2 separate regions of the Homo sapiens genome follow, and region 1 is linked to region 2. Evidence: read pairs that join two places in POLR2A ChIA-PET (ENCODE). Cell type or tissue: PC-9. All regions are shown on one strand. Each heading gives the region's core, and the rest is flanking DNA. Links, peaks and the distances in the headings are about the cores only. Region 1 has its middle 350 kb from the start of PRELID2. Region 2 holds the start of LOC105378211 (a long non-coding RNA gene).

Region 1 (2,824 bases), core at 255-2,754, 55 kb before region 2:
ATAATTTTTCATGGATAACATAAAAGTTTCAATTAAGATCTCAGTAGGCATTTAATACATAACTCCTAAATGAAGTTCTTTGCATTTGTCTTGATCAACAAATTACTTCCCTGGGTGATAACCATAAACAGCTTAATTTGGCAGGAGAATGAGCATGTACCTTATGTTTATGGATAAAAGGGTGCTTGCTACCTGACGACTCAGGTGCTGAGGAGTCTCTGGTCAGGGACAGACGTTGGTGGGAGTGGAATGGATGGGTGGGTTGCAGCGGTTAAGACTGCCATTTTAGCACAGGCACGCAGAAGTGCCAAGAACTTGAAAGCATGAGAGATAGCGAGCGAGGAAGCCAAGCCAGTTAAGGATGGCCTCCAATTCATGGTTGACAGCCAAGAGTAACTTGTGGTTAACAGAGCAGGCAAACACGCTCTACATACATGCACTCATTCTGAATGTGCTCTAGGTAAGATTATCTCAAGTTCTGTGGCTAGCTTTGAACTGGAATCACTGACTAGTAGTATGCCAATATCTCTTTGTATGTTCCTTGGAAGTACTTACCTCACTTTAAATTGTCAGATATACATATGTGATAGCCAAATTTATTCCAGACTTAAGGCCTTGGCAGTTGCCACTTGCACTGCCTAGAACCCTGTCCTCAGATTGTCCTGTGGCTGACACTTATTTTGTCAATCTCTTCTCAGTGTCACTATTAGTTCTTCCAGAATTCTTTCTTGAATTCATTTTAAAAAGACAAACCAGAGCTTTCTGTTATATTTTAGTTTTATTATCTTGTAGCATGTATGACTGTTTGAAGTTATCTTAAAGATTTTATAATTGGCTATTTCTTTATTATAGGCATGTTTGGATATTGCTATGTTGCAGGTATTCTTCCTTCTGGTCTGGAAGCTCTATGACAACGACGAATTTCTCTATCTCATTCACCTTTGTACCCTCAGAAGCTAGAAGAGCCCCTGGTAGTAGCTCCTCTCTGTTGCTTGAGGGCAAGAATTGTATCTCAGACAAAGTCCTGAACTTGATGTCTAGCACAGTCAATGAACATAAAGATGCTCATTAATATTTAGATTTCTCTAATGGGAAATACAGTAAAACCTTATAGAAGTAACAGATAATGAACATTAAGTGAACTCCTTGTTGGCTAAAAGAGGTAGTTTTTTCTTAACTTTTAAGTTAATTTAAAATCAGCTTTTTGTGTGTGTATTTGTGTGTTTAGTGTCCAGTTGAGTACCATTATGTGACAGGTGCTTTTAGAAGTGAAGAAAGGTAGAAGTGTCCTTGCCTTTTAAGATCTTATACTCTGTTTTAAAATGAGCCAATGAAATGCTTTCTCCTTTCTAGTATTTGTAAATGGAGGCTACCTGTGTTCTTAGACATAATGATATTTGTTGAAGAATGAATCAATGTATCAATGAATAAGGAATCAATGAACCAATAAGAAATAGAAGAGCTAAGGGAACAAAACACAGCCAATTTGTCTATGAGTCAGTCTATGAGTCAGAGTAGGAGGATCTGCTTACATGAAGTCTTTGACTCATGAAATAGGCTACATTGATTTTTTAACCCAATGGAAGTCACTGTTTCCTTGTGCTCATAGCATTGTTTCTTACCCCATGGGATGCTTACGGTGTCCCTGTGCCTGTAATGCCCCTTCCTCATAGTCTCCATATGTTCAAAGTCCAGGCACTAAGGATAAAATTAAACATCATCACTTCAGTGAAATATTTTATTGCCTCCCTTGTAGTAAGTAATTTCTCCTGCCTCTGAATTCCGAGAATGCTCTACTGATTCCTTGCCTGTGGCACTTAACCTTCCCATGTTAAATTACCGTTATTTATGTCTGCATTTGATTTTCTCTTTTAGACTCTCAGCTCTTCAAGGGCAGGCTTCATTGATGATTTATCTGAGTAGCCAACCTTCAGTAATTTATTCAATAAATCTTTACTGAAGAGTTATTATATGTCAGGTACAGTGCTCATTTTGGAGAAACAGTTGTGAGCAACTGACACAGACAAGGGAAACACTCACTTGCCCTGTATTATAGGGTTTAATAATAGAGAATAGTATTAATGGCTTTTATATGTTAAGCACTTCGGCCGATTTAAGACAATTATCTTAGCATATTGTGATAGGTAAGGACATAGGTTTTCAACTCCGTAGATTGTGATTTAGTTCCTGGCTCTATCACTTGTTGGATGTGTGGTCTTGAAGGACATAGGTTTTCAATTCCATAGATTATGATTTAGTTCCTGGCTCTATCACTTGTTGGATGTGTGGTCTTAAGTTGGTAATACAACCTCTTGGAGTTTATGCCTCAGTTATTACCACAAATAATGCTGTATAACCAAGCCAAAGCAGATAAAAGCAGAATTTATTAGGCTCATGAGTCTGTGGATTGATTGGATGGCTCTTCTGGTCTGGACTAGACTAGGCTGGTCTTAGGACTGTGGCTAGCTCATGTGTCTGTCTGTGATGAGCTAATGAGTCAGCCAGGACAATGATGCAGTCTAGAATAGCCTCACCCTCTGCATAGCAAGCCTGCACTTCCACACATGGTGGCTCTGGGGATCCAAAACAGCTAGTAGAAACATGCTATTTGTAATGTAGGCTCAGAATGGTCAGAGTGTCACTTTTGTCTAATTCTACTGCTTGAGCAAGTCCCAGGGCCAGCCCAGATTCATGAGGTGGGAAACAGACTCTATATTTTGATGGGCATTGCTGCAAAGTCACATCGTACAGGGTGTGAACACAAGGAGACATCAACAATTGTGGGCGATTTTTGGACTTCATCTACTACAACTTCAGTCTATAA
Region 2 (2,824 bases), core at 84-2,583:
AAATACCAAAAGATACAGTTTAAATGCTGTAGGGTGTCAGAGGAAAAAGAGCTGACTTCTTGCTGTAGGTATCAGGCAATACTTCATGGAGGATGGTATATTTGAAATGGAATGGGTAGAATTTGCACATGTAGAGTTGGGAAGACAAAAATTGGATTAATTAACTATTACTTCATCGAAAACCACTCCACATGTTAGTGGCAGCAAACAACCACCATCTACTATTTCCCATGAGACTAAGGACCCAATAGGTGGTTCTGCTCTTCTGGGCTGCATTCAGGTAATACAGACTGGCCTTTCTCATGCATCTGTGTTCAGCTGCTGGGATGGCTGAGGGCTGGCTGGTTTAGGTTGGCCTCACTCACATGTCTGGAGGTTGGCTGGCTGTCGTCCTCCAGCAGGCTAACATATGTGGTGGTGGCAGGACCCTAAGAGACAGAATGGAAGCATGCCAGGCCTCTCTAGGCTTAGGCCCAGAATGAGCACATTGTGACTTGCACTACATTCTATTGGTCAAAGCAAGTCATAACACCAGCCTAGAATCAAAGTGTGGGGAAAGAGTCTCCACTTCTTGATATCATATTTCTGGTACTTGGGAGATATTCAACATTTGTGAAATAAATACATAATGAACTAGGTTCCCTGGATATTAGCTTTTTGGATCTCAGTCCTTGGACTTCCGCACTTCCCTGTCTACATGACCTACCTACGTAATCTCATCCTGTATTCCCAATTGTATGTATCTCTTCCCTGAAATATCAATCTCTTTCCATAAAACCAACTGCCTACTCCATATCTCACTAACTCTGTAATAGGCAGCTTTTGCTTAACATGTGCAAACCTAGACTCCTCATATTCCTCTCCCCCAGATGGTTTCCTCCCATAGTTTCAATTTCAGTTCATGGTAGCTACATTGTTCTAGTTGCTCAGACCACAAACCTCGAAGTCATCTTGGCCTCGTTTCTTTCTCTCATACCCCATGACCAATCCGTTAGCCAATCTTGTTAACCCTACCTTCCTTTCATGGCCAGGGTACAATTACTTTCACCCTCTCTACCACTATCATCAGGTTCAAACCATCCTAATCTGTTTGCCTTCATTATTGCAATAGGTTTCTATCCCATCTCTATCCTTGCTTCTGCTCTGACCTCTGCTCTTAATGTTTTCACACAGTCTCCAAAGTGCTCTTTTAAATATCAGAGTCATTTAATGTCACCCTCTGCTTAAGGGCTCCCAGGAGTTTCTCATCTCATGGAAAGCAGAAGTCCATTTACAAAGGCTTCCAAGGCCCCACATGAACTGTTTTCCTATTCCCACTTTGCACTCCTTCCCTACTCCTCTTTGGACTTTGTTCACTCAGCCCAGCCACACTGGCCTCCTTATTGCCCCTAGAACACAGTAGCATGCACCTGCCTGGGGGCTTCACTTTTGTTCTCTCCTCTGCCTGGAATGCTCTTCCTCCTGATAGCTGCATGCCTCCCTTGCTTATTTCTTTCAAATTTCTACCCCAGTGACTTCTTCATACCAATAAGGACTTTCTACACCTCTGTATTTAAATAGCCCCCAATAAACTATCTCTGCATCTCACTCTGTTTTTCATTATTATTATTATATTTTAAGTTCTAGGGTACATGTGCACAAAGTGCAGGTTTGTTACATGTGTATACATGTGCCATGTTGGTGTGCTGCACCCATTAACTTGTCATTTACATTAGGTATATCTCCTCCTCCCTGCCCCCACCCCACAACTTCTCCGTAGCCCTTCCAGCCTTTGACATATTCTATATTTACCTGTTGTTTGTTTGTTGTCTGATTCTTTGTACTAGAACATTAATTTCAGGCAGGCAGGAACAGTTTTTTTTTCTACTTGAATATCTCCAGAGCCTAGAAAAGCTTAGAAGTGTTTTATAAATGAATGAATAAATAGAGGTAGAGATTCTTACAATGGGTGAGAGACTAGGTGAGGTAATCTGGAAGATCATTGCAACTCAAATAGCCTGTGGCACCAATAGAAGTAGAAATTGAATTGTTTGGCCGGGCACGGTGACTCAGGCCTGCAATCCCAGCACTTTGGGAGGCTGAGATGGATGGAACACCTGAGGTCAAGAGTTTGAGACCAGTTTGACCAACACGGTGAAACCCCATCTCTAGTAAACATATGAAAATTAGCCAGGTGTGGTGGCAGGCACCTGTAATCCCAGCTACTCCGGATGCTGAGGCAGGAGAATCGCTTGAACCCAGGAGGCAGAGATTGCAGTGATCTGGGATTGCACCATTGCACTCCAGCCTGGGTGACACGAGCAAAACTCCGTCTCAAAAAAAGAAAGAAAGAAAGAAATTGAACTGTTTTCATACAAGATTTACTTGAGATCCACTGGCATCTATTATCACTATTGCCCTTCCAATCTGTTCTCTCCATTAGTGCCTAAATATCCTGGTTTTCTGTCCCTCTTCTCATAATTAATATCGTCTAATCTAAACTTCATGATTACATCCCTGAACTTTCTGCCCAAATTCTCTTTGCACTATCTCATAGCACCATTCACTATTTCCTTATACCATTTATCACAACAAAACTGTATTATACCTTTAATGGTGCGATTGTTTTCATAGATTATAAACTCTATGAGGGCAAGGACTATGGTTCGTTCCTTTTGTCAGTATATCAACAGCATCCCGCACAAGTGCCTGGTTCACAGCAGGGACTAAATACCTCCTGGCACCTGACTATGAGATTGAATAAGCGAATCTCTCTCACCCAGATGGTACTGTGCTCTGATCACTGATTCTGCGCTCTCCACTAGTTAATTCCAAGGGGTATGTT

The links. Peaks named below come from ENCODE experiments on the same cell type or tissue, not always from the same donor. Only the 100,000 strongest peaks of a DNase experiment are listed, where the experiment ranks them.
Region 1: POLR2A ChIA-PET joins it to region 2 with 6 read pairs; 2 of 35 experiments call an interaction of 5 or more read pairs at or near these places.

The regions. Positions count from the first base shown.
Region 1 is chr5:145,483,091-145,485,914 of GRCh38, reverse strand. It overlaps a transcript of PRELID2 not described here. Among named protein-coding and RNA genes, the nearest start is that of PRELID2, 350 kb to the left of the region's middle. RefSeq lists a silencer at 1,462-1,662. In PC-9, for the core only: no CTCF peak of the experiment used is centred there; a DNase peak (open chromatin) is centred at 1,514.
Region 2 is chr5:145,427,467-145,430,290 of GRCh38, reverse strand. LOC105378211 (a long non-coding RNA gene) reads right to left here and starts at 424. Exons shown (of 3, transcript XR_007058983.1): 1 at 366-424. It also overlaps a transcript of PRELID2 not described here. In PC-9, for the core only: no CTCF peak of the experiment used is centred there; no DNase peak of the experiment used is centred there.